Linked DNA regions of Homo sapiens: all the other regions are linked to region 1. Evidence: chromatin contacts called from ENCODE Hi-C or POLR2A ChIA-PET data. All regions are on one chromosome and are shown on one strand. Each heading gives the region's core, a stretch centred on a gene start or an enhancer-like site at or near the end of the contact. The rest is flanking DNA. Distances are from core to core; before and after follow the strand shown. Region 1 has its middle 80 kb from the start of MIR4790. Region 2 holds the start of ARL8B (ARF like GTPase 8B). Region 3 overlaps EDEM1 (ER degradation enhancing alpha-mannosidase like protein 1).

The links. Hi-C counts contacts between places; a loop is a spot of excess contacts on that map. ChIA-PET counts read pairs that join two places held with the same protein, here RNA polymerase II (POLR2A). Pooled maps may share reads with other maps.
Region 2: a pooled map shows a loop between it and region 1 (8-fold over the local background). The contact joins the promoter of ARL8B here to the enhancer-like site in region 1. A Hi-C loop is called at or near these places in 6 of 50 pooled maps. POLR2A ChIA-PET finds 5 or more read pairs at or near these places in 3 of 52 experiments (H1, HEK293T and activated CD4-positive, alpha-beta T cell).
Region 3: a loop to region 1 is called in a pooled map, with 6 times the contacts of the local background. The contact joins two enhancer-like sites. A Hi-C loop is called at or near these places in 7 of 50 pooled maps. POLR2A ChIA-PET finds 5 or more read pairs at or near these places in 3 of 52 experiments (OCI-LY7, activated CD4-positive, alpha-beta T cell and activated naive CD4-positive, alpha-beta T cell).

The regions. Positions count from the first base shown.
Region 1 is chr3:5,328,383-5,332,853 of GRCh38, reverse strand. It overlaps the pseudogene LOC124906205. Among named protein-coding and RNA genes, the nearest start is that of MIR4790, 80 kb to the right of the region's middle. RefSeq lists an enhancer at 1,479-2,678. Within about 2 kb of position 2,298, at least 2 of the 41 ENCODE cell types and tissues checked have a DNase peak (open chromatin) inside an H3K27ac peak, as active enhancers do.
Region 2 is chr3:5,120,240-5,124,710 of GRCh38, reverse strand. ARL8B (ARF like GTPase 8B) reads right to left here and starts at 2,419. Exons shown (of 7, transcript NM_018184.3): 1 at 2,123-2,419. The coding sequence starts at 2,245. It overlaps LOC124906212 (a long non-coding RNA gene), which reads right to left and starts at 1,652. Exons shown (of 2, transcript XR_007095800.1): 1 at 995-1,652. RefSeq lists a silencer at 2,354-2,613.
Region 3 is chr3:5,194,877-5,199,347 of GRCh38, reverse strand. EDEM1 (ER degradation enhancing alpha-mannosidase like protein 1) reads right to left here. Exons shown (of 12, transcript NM_014674.3): 2 at 4,067-4,139. Among named protein-coding and RNA genes, the nearest start is that of EDEM1, 9.4 kb to the right of the region's middle. RefSeq lists enhancers at 1,517-1,696, 4,259-4,328. Within about 2 kb of position 2,552, at least 15 of the 41 ENCODE cell types and tissues checked have a DNase peak (open chromatin) inside an H3K27ac peak, as active enhancers do.

The DNA of each region.
Region 1 (4,471 bases), core at 1,049-3,548:
AGTTCTGCTTCCAGATCAGCACCTGCCCGGCTCCCTCTTGACAACCATCTCTCAGCTTAACATCATCAACTCAGGGGTTTCTATGACTGCCAACCAGCCAGCCACAGTGAAACAGACCTCCCTGCTTTATTTTCTCACAGTATTTATCACCCTCTTATAAGTAGTACTAAGGAGTCAGTTCCCACAATAACAGTTTTGGATGCAGACTGCTGATATTTTCTCAGTCTTATGTAAACTTGAGCAAACTTAGTTTTTTTTTAAATTGTGGTAAAGTTCACATAACATAAAACTTGCCACCTTAACCATTTGTAAGCGTACAGTTCAGTGGCATTAAGCATATTCATATTGTTGTGCAACCAGCACTACTATTCACCTCCAGAGCTCTTCATCTTGCAGAACTGAAACTCTGTGCCTGTAAAGCAATAACTCTCATTCCTCCCTCTCCACCTGCAGGCCCTGGCAACATCTTATCAATTTTTAACATTAACTCTCACCATGCAAAATCAGATTTTAAAAGTCAATTTCTTCTAACCAACTTTCCTACCAGATTTCCACCCCTGAGCCCATTTGATGTAGAGATTCTGGAACCACCGCTGATATTGGATATTTTATCTAATTTTTATCTTTTTTCTCTGTGTAATGTAAGCTCCCTGCAAACAGGAACCTTTTTTCCTACCTGAACAGCAAACATCTGGCACAGGCTAACACAGAGTGGGTGCTCCACAAATATTAAGTTAGTAAACAAATAAGTGAATAAATGACTGTGTTCTTAGTTGGGTTAGACTTTGAGCTACCTCCCAGCAGCTTTGGATAAGTAAAGATGAAAAAGAATTTCAGCTCATGGCAACAGCAGAAAGCAGGAATTCCTTGAAAGCCTGGGTAGTGTCTAAATTGTATCAGCAGCTCCAAGTACTATCAATAGCAGATAAAGAAAGAAAGGAAGTAAAGAGGAGAAGAAGGGGGCAGGCAGGTAGGAATTCAGGTAGAAGGGAGAATGAGAATGTAATTTCCACAGAGAATATGCAACTGGGAGTCCTGGACAGAAAGGACTAAGGAATTAGGTAGTTAGATGGTTAAAGATCCAGTACTGTAGGTCATGTGAACCTCCTGGTTCCTGACCAGGGAATGTAATGATGCCAGCAGGTGTATAAGGAAAATGATGTGTTGCACCGCTTGCAAAAACTTTATTTCAAAACGTCAGCAACACTGGAGTCAAATGTTAACATTTCCATGGCAGAAGCCTCATCATAACCAATCTTCACAAATAGTGGAGGTGGTATGGTTTGGCTCTGTGTCTCCACCCAAATCTCATCTCAAACTGTAATTCCCACGTGTCGAGGGAGGGACCTGGAGGGAGGCGATTGGATCACTGGGGCAGCTTCCCCCATGCTGTTCCCGTGATGGTGAGGGAATTCTCAGGAGATCTGACGGTTTATAAGTGTTTGGCAGTTCCTCCTTCCCACTCTCTCTGTCCGGCCGTCTTGTAAAGAAGGTGCCTGCGGCCGGGAGCGGTGGCTCACGCTTGTGATCCCAGCACTTAGGGAGGCCGGGGTGGGCGGATCACGAGGTCAGGAGATCGAGACCACCCTGGCTAACACGGTGAAATCCCATCTCTACTAAAAATACAAAAAATTAGCTGGGCGTGGCGGTGTGCGCCTGTAGTCCCAGCTACTCGGAAGGTTGAGGCAGGAGAATGGCGGGAACCCGGGAGGCGGAGCTTGGAGTGAGCCGAGATCGCGCCACCGCACTCCAGCCTGGGCGACAGAGCGAGACTCCGTCAAAAAAAAAAAAAAGAAGGTGCCTGCTTCCCCTTCAAGTTTCTCCATGATTGTAAGTTTCCTGAGGCCTCCCCAGCTATGTGGAACTGTAAGTCAATTAAACCTCTCTCCTTTATACATTACCCAGTCTCAGGAAGTTTTGTCTCAGGAAGTTCTTTACAGCAATGTGAAAATGGACTGATACAGGAGGGGAACAAAAAGTACCTGCACCAGGATATCCAGTGTGACTGACCTTTCCTACCCAAGACGAAGCAATAGAAAGAATGTCCCATGGAGCCGGCTTCTGGTTCAGTCCTCTTGTGATCTCTACTCTTGTCTCCAGCCAATGTCTCTGTGACCCTTGGCTCTGACCAGGTAGAGGAGATACTGAGCAACAGTGGGTGGGGATCGGGGGGAGACTGTATATGTTCCTGCCCAGGAGTGATCATTCATGAAGGATGTGACTCACCAACCAGCTTTGATCGTGATTTTGTGCATCAGGTCCCCAGAAATCCTGACTCATTCACTGAGCCATAAGGAGATTGTTTTAAAGCAGTTGAAGTCTCACAGCAAGTTTATACAAACAGAAGTGGGTTAGGCGTGGGACTCGCTGATGTAAATTGGACTTACTCATTGATTCACATAGTCTTCTCTCATAATGGATCCTATATGTAATTTTACCCAGAAGTGTTTGTTGTTCCTGCTGAGGTTAATAAACCTTCGTTGAAAACTTACTGTGTGTAGCTGATCCTGTTAGGCGATTGGGTTGGATAACTATACAGAGATGCTCTAAGTTATTGAGGAATTCGCAATCCAGTGGGGCAAAGTCAACTCAGTTCAGCCAGGATTTATTAGAAAGATGGTATTGGAAAGGAATGTGGAAACGAACTAGTCCCATCTACTCATTTTGCAAATTAGAAATTGATTGGCTGAGGTTAAATGAAGGAAACTCACATATAATTAGATGAGCTGACTCCCAGGGAAAGGGGTCTTTGAAGCCTGATTGTCATTGAGCTATATACTAGGGAAGGAGGGGTGGGGTGAAACAAAGGCCCCTGCTGTCACTGAGCCTGAAGAACTTTTAAAGAGACGACACTGACTTTTTAATGATCCCCATTCTAACTGGTGTGAGATGGTATCTCATTGTGGTTTTGATTTGCATTTCTCTGATGGCCAGTGATGATGAGCATTTTTTCATGTGTCTGTTGGCTGCATAAATGACTTCTTTTGAGAAGTGTCTGTTCATATCCTTCGCCCACTTGCTGATGGGGTTGTTTGTTTTTTTCTTGTAAATTTGTTTGAGTTCATTGTAGATTCTGGATATTAGCCCTTTGTCAGATGAGTAGATTGCAAACATTTTCTCCCATTCTCTAGGTTGCCTGTTCACTCTGATGGTAGTTTCTTTTGCTGTGCAGAAGCTCTTTAGTTTAATTAGATCCCATTTGTCAATTTTGGCTTTTGTTGCCATTGCTTTTGGTGTTTTAGACATGAAGTCCTTGCCCATGCCTATGTCCTGAATGGTATTGCCTAGGTTTTCTTCTAGGGTTTTTATGGTTATAGGTCTAACATTTAAGTCTTTAATCCATCTTGAATTAATTTTTGTATGAGGTGTAAGGAAGGGATCCAGTTTCAGCTTTCTACATATGGCTAGCCAGTTTTCCCAGCACCATTTATTAAATAGGGAATCCTTTCCCCATTTCTTGTTTTTGTCAGGTTTGTCAAAGATCAGATGGTTGTAGATGTGTGGTATTATTTCTGAGGGCTCTGTTCTGTTCCGTTGGTCTATATCTCTGTTTTGGTACCAGTACCATGTTGTTTTGGTTACTGTAGCCTTGTAGTATAGTTTGAAGTCAGGTAGCATGATGCCTCCAGCTTTGTTCTTTTGGCTTAGGATTGTCATGGCAATGTGGGCTCTTTTTTAGTTCCATATGAACTTTAAAGTAGTTTTTTCCAATTCTGTGAAGAAAGTAATTGGTAGCTTGATGGGGCTAGCATTGAATCTATAAATTACCTTGGGCAGTATGGCCATTTTCACCATATTGATTCTTCCTATCCATGAGCATGGAATGTTCTTCCATTTGTTTGTGTCCTCTTTTATTTCATTGAGCAGTGGTTTGTAGTTCTCCTTGAAGAGATCCTTCATGTCCCTTATAAGTTGGATTCCTAGGTATTGTATTCTCTTTGAAGCAATTGTGAATGGGAGTTCACTCATAATTTGGCTCTCTGTTTGTCTGTTATTGGTGTATAGAAAAGCTTGTGATTTTTGCACATTGATTTTGTATCCTGAGACTTTGCTAAAGTTGCTTATCAGCTTAAGGAGAGTTGGAGCTGAGATGATGGGGTTTTCTAAATATACAATTACATCATCTGCAAACAGAGACAATTTGACTTCCTCTTTTCCTAATTGAATACCCTCTATTTCTTTCTCCTGCCTGATTGCCCTGGCCAGAACTTCCAACACTACGTTGAATAGGAGTGGTGAGAGAGGGCATCCCTGTCTTGTGCCAGTTTTCAAAGGGAATGCTTCCAGTTTTTGCCCATTCAGTATAATATTGGCTGTGGGTTTGTCATAAATAGCTCTTCTTATTTAGAGATATCCCATCAATACGAAATTTATTGAGAGTTTTTAGCATGAAGTGCTGTTGAATTTTGTCAAAGGACTTTTCTGCCTCTATTGAGATAATCATGTGGTTTTTGTCTTTGGTTCTGTTTAT
Region 2 (4,471 bases), core at 1,170-3,669, 210 kb after region 1:
AGGCCAGGAGCTCAAGACCAGCCCTGGCAACATAGCAAGAGCCCGTCTTTATAAAAAATAAAAATTAAAAATAAATAGCGAGCCATGGTGGTAGCACATGCCTGTAGTCCCAGCTACTTGGGAGGCTGAGACAGGGAAGATCACATAAGCCCAGGAGTTGGAGGCTGCAGTGAGCTACGACTGCACCACTGCACTCCAGTCTGGGTGAAAGCTCAAGACCCTGTCTCCAAAAAAGAAAAGAAAAAAATTCTAATATAAATATGTAACCCGAAGTTCATGTTTCCTCATTAATTTTAGTGGTATTAGGCCAGGAACGGTGGCTCATGCCTGTAATGCCAGCACTTTGGGAGGCCGAGGCAGGAGGCTCGCTTGAGCCCAGGAGTTCAAGGCTGGCCTGGCAACATAGGAAGATCTTGTCTCTACCAGAAAAAAAAAAAAAAAAAAAAAAAAAAAATTAGTGGTATTAGATACACATTCCACTCTTCTATTCCTGCGGAAAGATAGTCATTCCAAGCGCAAAAAATCATAATATTACAATAGGAGGCCAGGCGCGGTGGCTCACACCTGCAATCCCAGCATTTTAAGAGGCCGAGTCGGGCGGATCACATGAGGTCAGGAGTTTTGAGACTAGCCTGAGCAACAAAGCAAAACCCATCTCTACTAAAAGTAATTAGCCGGGCGTGGTGGAGGACGTCTGTAATCCCAGCTACGCAGGAGGTGGAGGCAGGAAAATCGCTTGAACCTGGGAGGTGGAGGTTGCAGTGAGCTGAGATCTCGCCACTGCACTCCAGCCTGGGGGACAAAGCGAGACTCCGTCTCAAGAAAAAAAATTAATAATAATACTACTAGAAAAGGAGCCGAACAACAAGCAGGTAAATCTTCCTTATATACATCATTCTTCAAAGGACTTTGGGGTTTCTGCTAATCTCTTTTTCTCCAAGACTTACTCATTCCTGTTGCTTTATTAGTGCAAGGACTAAGAATCACAAGTTACCTATTTTCTCAAACATGAAAGCTGTGTTTGAATCATCTTGTGTAACCTAACCAGTCGGACAGCTAATCTTCAGGATTTCAACAGTCATCGAAAAGGTGGAAGAACTGCTGCCATCTCTCTTCAGAACAGTTCTAAAACTCCCCTGGCGTGTACAAGCCACTACCAGCTAAAACTGAGTCACAACAACTCTTGGGCTCTAAATAAAGATCGAGGCGAAATCTTTCACTCCTATTTATTTCCCAACCAACCAAACAAGCAAAACGAAACAATCACCTTTCTACTCAATCATTGCTGAACAAACACCACATTCTATGTAAGTCCTCAGTGCAATTTTCCTTCCACCCATTCCCTAGGCCTGCTAAGCTATGTTCCTGCCCAGTACCTTCTTTTCTCTTCAAGTGAAAAACACCATTTAAAGACCAACTCCTCTTTCGCAGGGTAGTTAACTTTATGCTAACTGCAGATCCATCTTATCTAGTCGCTTAAGACAATTAACTCTTAGCTTAATAAATACTATGTATTGTGGGCTAGCTGGAGCTCAGCAATGAGCTTGGTCTCCGCGCCTGGGGGACGGGTGAAAACAAGTAACTGAATTAGATGGGACCAGCGGCCCACAGAATTCAGGAAGGCGCTCACACTGGTCTCCCGCTTTCACAATGGGTCTATTGGTCCAAAGTGGCAACTTAAGAGAGGCTCTTAATGCTTACGCTTTCTCGTACGGCTGACGGATTTGCCAAATCCCACCCTTTGGGAAAGTGACAGACTGGACTTAACTCTTTGGCTGCCCCTACTGGGCAAACCCAAGGGAAACCCCAATCCCCAAGCGCTTTAAAAATGTGACGAGTTCAATTTAACTCTTTCCGAGCCCCCGCGGCGTTGAGGACACAGCCCTTGGAAAATGTCTACACTGACTTAACCCTTCCGCTGCCGATCTCAGTGCTACTCCCCGCGCCGCCAACACGCGGGAAATTCCAAATGCTGGCCCTCGGGAGATGACAGGCCCAGCTTCGCACGCCCCCCGCCATCAGTCCCATCGCGCCGAGGGGGGCCCCAACTCAGGCCTTGGAGAAGCGCCGGGCCGGACTCCTGGCTGCGGAGCCCCGGGCGAGTGAGTGGGCGGGCGCTCACCGCGATGACATTGACGAAGGTGGTCTTGCCCGAGTACTGCAGCCCCACGAGCGTCAGCTCCATCTCTTCCTTCCAGAAGAGCGAACGGAACCAGTCCAGCAGGCGGGAGATGAGCGCCAGCATGATGGCGGCCGGGAGCGAGAACGGACGGGAGGACGGACGAGCGGCGGCGTCGACGACTTCCACACGAGCGGGCCTCCGCCCGGACCCTCCAACGGCTCCTTGGTGCCCCGGCGCGACACGGGCGGACACCGGCGGGCGGCAGCAGCCAGACCCAGGAAGCCGAGCGGATCATATGACTCGCCCTACCCCCCACGCCCGTCCCGGCGCCGCCGTCGGCACCCACGGCAAGAGCGGCGCGGCCAATCCGGCCAGGCCCGCCCGCCGCTGGCATCGCCACCTGGTGGGCATGCTCCGCAGCACAGCGTACCCTCGGGCCCCCTTGAGGCTTTCTCTACATTCATTCATTGTTGGTTCATTCGTCATTCATCCACTTATACATTCGTTAATTCATTCATTCATTTTTTGCTATAATTGTTCATTAACAATCTGCAGGAAGACTTCAAGACTCTGGAAGAGTTGGCGTGGAATAAAAATTCCTGTCCTACATTTTTGGTAGTAGCAAAAGATAGTGTTAACTTAAAAATGACACCGTTTATAAATTTAGAAAGGAGAGCATTATTTCTTAAGAAGGGGATTATAAGCTGTAGGCAGGACGTGCAGCCTCGGGCCAAAAAAAACAAAAGTAAGCACTTTGAGAGAGGGAAGGGTGCAACAAGAATTTATATTGAGGAGTTGGCCAAGTAAACATATTTAACTTATGGAAGGAGCTATTAATATGTATGAAGGTGGTCTTACACACATAGTGAACAAATCTGTATGTTGCATATGACCTATGTTCATTTGGGGTGGCGACTTAACATTTAAATGTATTATAATCAGGCAGGGCGCGGTGGCTCATGCCTGTAATCCCAGCACTTTGGGAGGCAAAGGTGGGCAGATCACCTGAGGTCAGGAGTTTGAGACCAGCCTGACCAACATGGTGAAGCCCCATCTCTACTAAAAATACAAAATTAGCCGAACGTGGTGGCATGCACCTGTAGCCTCAGCTGCTTGGGAAGCCGAGGTGGGAGAATTGTGTGAACCCAGGAGGCGAAGGTTGCAGTGAGCTGAGATCATGCCACTGCACTTCAGCCTGGGTGATAGAGTGAGACCCTCGTCTCAAAAAACAACAATTAAAAAATAAATAAAGTAAAAGTATTATAATCAGGCCCTCCACATCAGAAAGTGAATCAGGGACGGGAAAGGTATTGAAGTGCTTGGCCTCTGTAAAACCAGCCAGAACTGGGCTGGGCGCGGTGGCTCACAGCCTGTAATCCAAACACTTTGAGAGGCTGAGGCAGGTGGATCAGGAGGTCAGGAGTTTGAGACCAGCCTGGCCAACAAGGTGAAACCCCGTCTCTACTAAAGATACAAAAAATTAGCCCAGGCCGGGTGCAGTGGCTCATGCCTGTAATCCCAGCACTTTGGGAGGTCAAGGCGGGCAGATCACCTCAGGTTGGGAGTTCAAGACCAGCCCGACCAACATGGTGAAACCCCGTCTCTACTAAAAATACAAAAATTAGCGGGACATGGTGGCACGCGCCTGTAATCCCAGCTATGCTGGAGGCTGAGGCAGGAGAATCGCTTGACTCCGGGAGGCAGAGGTTGCAGTGACCGAGGTCATGCCACTGCACGCCAGCCTGGGTGACAGAGCGAGACTTCATCTCAAAAAAAAAAAAAAGAAAGAAAGAAAAGAAAAAGCCAGCCAGAACCAATGCATGGATGCATGGTTAGTTGTCTCTTAACAGGAGAAAGTTACAGAAATCAGTCTCTTGTCTAATCAAAGCCATAGTTAGGCTTGTGGAACAGGTCAGTTAGCCTGCATCTGGCAGAGAGTTGTAACTGTTTTAATTGTGTTTATCTCCAGGCCAGTGCTGGTTTAGCTGGTAGAGAAAAAGAGAAACCTTGCACTTAGTCATTTAACTCTTGCCTAGTATGGCCTTAGGTCCTGTTTATAATTTGGTATCTAATTGTCACAAAGAGTCTGTTCTGTCAGTCTTGTGATCTCTATTTTAACGTTAATGTTGGTCGTTTGTTGTTTCTTTCTTTTTTTTTTTTTTTTTTTTGAGACGGAGTCTCGCTCTGTCGCCCAGGCTGGAGTGCAGTGATGCGATCTCGGCTCACTGCAAGCTCCGCCTCCCGGGTTCACACCATTCTCCTGCCTCAGCCTCCCGAGTAGTTGGGACTACAGGCGTCCGCCACCACGCCCGGCTAATTTTTTGTATTTTTAGTAGAGACGGGGTTTCA
Region 3 (4,471 bases), core at 1,303-3,802, 130 kb after region 1:
ATCATTGGCACTCCTCATCTTCCCAACTCCACTCTCCAGCAAACTTCACTATGATCTTATTTAACATGCCAGGCATTGTGGTTTCTAAAACTTCTGGCAGGTATACAAATAAATCAGAAAACTGAAGAAACAAAAATATGTCTTTCTCTCTGCTCCTCAAATAAATCAGCAGCTTGGGTGCTTGGCTCCCAGGAGACCAAAACATGTGGAAAACTGAATGAACTTGTTGATTGTTATCCAGATGCCTAAACACTTTGAGAAATAGTGGTAATATCTTTTGGAGCACAGGATAAAACCAGTGACTGATTTAAAAGAAACAAAACATATGAATAATCAGCTCTATGTCCTTTTTAAAAAGTGATCTAGAATTATGATTCCTATTTTGGGTATGTAGATACGACGTCACACTAAGCCACTCTCTCCTATGTGAAGCACAGTTGGGCATCAAACTTTATAGATTAACCTGAATCAAAATTATTTCATTCCACTCTAAATTTTATGACAACCCTGAGACTATAATGACATCATAAGGACATACTGTGATAGAAAAATAAATTTCTGGGACCCCAAAATCACTAAGCCAAAGGGAAAAGTCAAGCTAGGAACTGCATCAGGCAAACCTGCCTCCCATTTTATTCCTAAATAAGATAGCTACAAAGATTCAAAAAAAAAAAAAAAAAAAAAAGCTATATACGTCCCTTACAATTTACCTACAAGGAAATTCCTTGTGGGCCTCAAGATCTTCCCCTCAAAACAATTCTGCTGAATTTCACCCAGGCAATGTAAATTGACAGTTTATCTTCACAGGTACAAACAAAGGACAGAACTCAGTCATCCCTCTGCTCACCTAAGAAAAATGCATATCTGATTGCTTCCTCTGCCCTACTGTTTATGTAAAACTGCAGATTCACTAAGCCAGACAAAGGCATAAGTGACTATTCCTCTACCTTTGTCACAGGTAAACTGTATATTCCGTGAAAGGCTAATCAGAGAGTCAACCGGCTGGACACGGTGGCTCAGGTCTGTAAGCCCATACTTAGGGAGGCCAAAGCGAGCGGATCACTTCAGGCCAAGAGTTCAAAACCAGCCTGGCCAACATGGCAAAACCTTGTCTCTACTAAAAATACAAAAAATTAGCCAGGCGTGGTGGCGCATGCCTGTAATCCCAGCTACTCGGGAGGCTGAGGCACAAGAACTGCTTGAACCCCTGGGAAGGTGGAGGGTGCAGTGAGCCGAGATCTCACCACTGCACTCCAGCCTGGGCAACACAGCAAGACTCTGTCTCAAAAAAAAAAGACAAAAAAAATGTAACCATTTGTCTTTTATCTGCCTGTGACTTGGAAGTGCCCCCTCACCCCACCCCCAGCACTTCAAGTTGTCTCACTTTTCTGGACTGAACCAATGTACATCTTACACATACTGATTGATGTCTCATGTCTCCCTACAATGTATAAAACCAAGCTGTGCCTAACTACATTTTTTCCACCTCATCGTTATTTTGCTGTAACCTACAGAGTAAGTACAGACATTTCTAGCTTTCAGTTCTTTCTTTTTAGAAGATGATGCAATAATGCTGCAAGTTGCATCCAATGGTCAGGGGACTGCTATCTTCACAGTGTTTCCCTAGCACATCTGTTAAAGCCTGTTTAAATGTTAGCAAAAGAAAAGGAAAACTTCAACAGAAGTAACACCTGAAAAATAAGCCTGAAGCACTAAAGGCCGGATATTCTACAATGAAAACCACAGAGATGAGTCTGTTTCCTTACAGATGTTTACCAGCAACAATATCTGGTGAAGCTGCAGGTGCTGACAGGAGCTCAAATCAAGTGAGGAAGGTGAAGGAAGTCAACAGCTCTTACTTATTGTAGTTTATCATTATGGTCAGATAGCTATAGAATCCTGAGTGACTATGTTCTGAAATCACACTAATGTTTGAAAATGGCTGAATGGGACAGAGGAGCTAAATGGGTTTGTTTGTTTGACTGTAGGACTTCTCAGAGTCTTTAAAATGCTGATGGGCACTGTGGCTCTCTAATAGTGGGACCAGACATACGGAATTTCTCAAGTTCATTTAGAAACAGAACTCTTCTTTCAGGGAGTAAGTATCTTTGGAATCTGTGTTGGGAAATGCTTCATTAGTCAGAATTCATTTTTTGAACAAACATTTGCACTGCTACTGTGCACCAGACACCATTAAGTGTGGGGGAGAGTATGGTGAACAACAGAATAGCAGGCAAGATGGAGGGATAAAAAAACAAAATGGGGAAAAAAAAAAAAAAAAAAGCCAGCTACTCGGGAGGCTGAGGCAGGCGAATCACTCGAACCCAGGAGCTGAAGGTTGAAGTGAGCCAAGATCACGCCACAGCACTCCAGCCTGGCGGCAGAGCGAGACTCTCTCAAAAAAAAAAAAAAGAAAAGAAAAGAAAAGAAAAGACGACGACGATGACAAAGCTCTCAGGGACAAGGAGTAGGCTTTCATGAGCTATACATTGAGTCTTAGGACGTTTCCTTTAAGCAACACTTGTAGGCTGAGTCAGCCTCTGGTATCATCAACAAATTAGCTCTAAGGTCGAACATACTTGTCTGGGCACATTTTGATCAGTGATGGTAAATGACTGAAACAGAGCAGCAATAACTTCAGAAGGAGATATTGGGAAACTAAGTTGCTTTGTAATTTAAATTATACTAAATCAGTACCCCAGATTTCCTATTAGACCAAGGGCCTAGTCCTATTTCTACTACTTATTTATAAAATGAGGACGTAGAATGATCTCTCAAGCTCTTTCCAAGTTCTGGTAATTCTACTACTAGCAAGATACTAGACAATCATAATGCAAACTTGGCTAGCACATTACCCAATTCTTGTGTGTGTGTGTGTGTGTGTGTCTCCAGAGATGGAGTCTCACTCTGTTGCCCAGGCTACAGTGCAGTGGCGCAATCTCAGCTGACTGCAACCTCTGACTCCTGGGTTCAAGCATTTCTCCTGCCTCAGCCTCTTGAAGAGCTGGGACCACAGGCGCCCGCCACCATGCCCAGCTAATTTTTGTACTTTTAGTAGAGAAGGGGTTTCACCATGTTGGTCAGGCTGGTCTCAAACTCCTGACCTCAGCTGATCCTCCCACCTCAACCGCCCTAAGTGCTGGGATTACAGGCGTGAGCCACTGCGCCCGGCCCCAATTCTATCTCCTAACAGACAGCTTTAAACTCTTCTATGGCATGTTAAAAGAAACAAGAATAAATAAAAGTACAACATTTGGGCTAGACTGCAATAAGATATTTCTCATGGTAAAGACTTGCTGGACAATGAAGGAAAGCAAAGAGGTTGTAAAAATCACCTTAACTAAGAAGATTTTAAAACAACACTATGCTGGAATACAGTCCCCTGGAAACTGCTTTAATGGCAAAAGGTGAAGCAGATGAAGCACACAGACATGGCACCATGTACTGAGTGCCACACTGCCTTCAAGGTGCTTCTGCATATCTGCTCAAAGGCCTCTAGTTCTCCAGAGTCAATGAGCAAAACCACAGGATGAGGCAGTAATGCCAGCACCCACGTTGGCAGCTCAGGCATGGAGTGTCCACAAAACAGGAAGTGGCAAATAAAAGAGAAGGGTTTCTAGGGAGCCCCACATAAGGATGGGCGCTAGGGCTCCAACTTGCTCCTGGGGGAGCCAGTGGCTAGATGACATTTCAGGGTACCTGCCAACCCTTAGATCTTCTCTCTTTTACTCCTGGAATAGCAACGACTATAATTATCAATATTAATGAGCTTCATTATGGGTTCTTTTAGGGAATAAGATAGAAACTGGTTAAAAAAAAATAGGTTCCCTAAAATCAATCGTACATTCCTTCTCCTTTTTTTAATGGAATCACATTTCCCCTCATTTAACCTTCAACACTTTTCTTGTTCTCCCCATTAAGGTCATTAAAATAAATAACAGTTATCAAAGCTAATGATACATTTTGACTTATCAGGCTCCCTGGAATTCCCACTGCTGGAGGGAACTAGGGATAATCAACTCTAAAACATCTTAATTCATTTTTTTAAAAAAAGGTGAACACTTACTGCAAGTGTATCCAATGCATCAACAAGAGTCAATGAGTAGTTCCCTAGTACATCATTGATGTTCAGATTTGAACTGAAAAAGAAAATTAAAATTCAACAAAAAGACTTTATTTCAAAAGAGAAGACAATAAAAGTAAACACCCATCAGAAACTATAATTGCCAGCAACTCTTATTTATTCAGGAACTAATTATGGGTGAATTAATACAGCAAAGGTCTTTCTACCCCCAAAGTAACACTTTCTATGGTGTCCATAAGTAGAATCAAGTCACAGAACTGTGGAGACACACTTGTACCAGAGTGGAAAGAATGCTCACAGGAAGTCAGGAGGCAGTGAGTCATCTCCTCTCTGAGATTCAGGTTTATCACCATAGACAATCTCCTTGGTCCTGTCCAACTTTAAAAA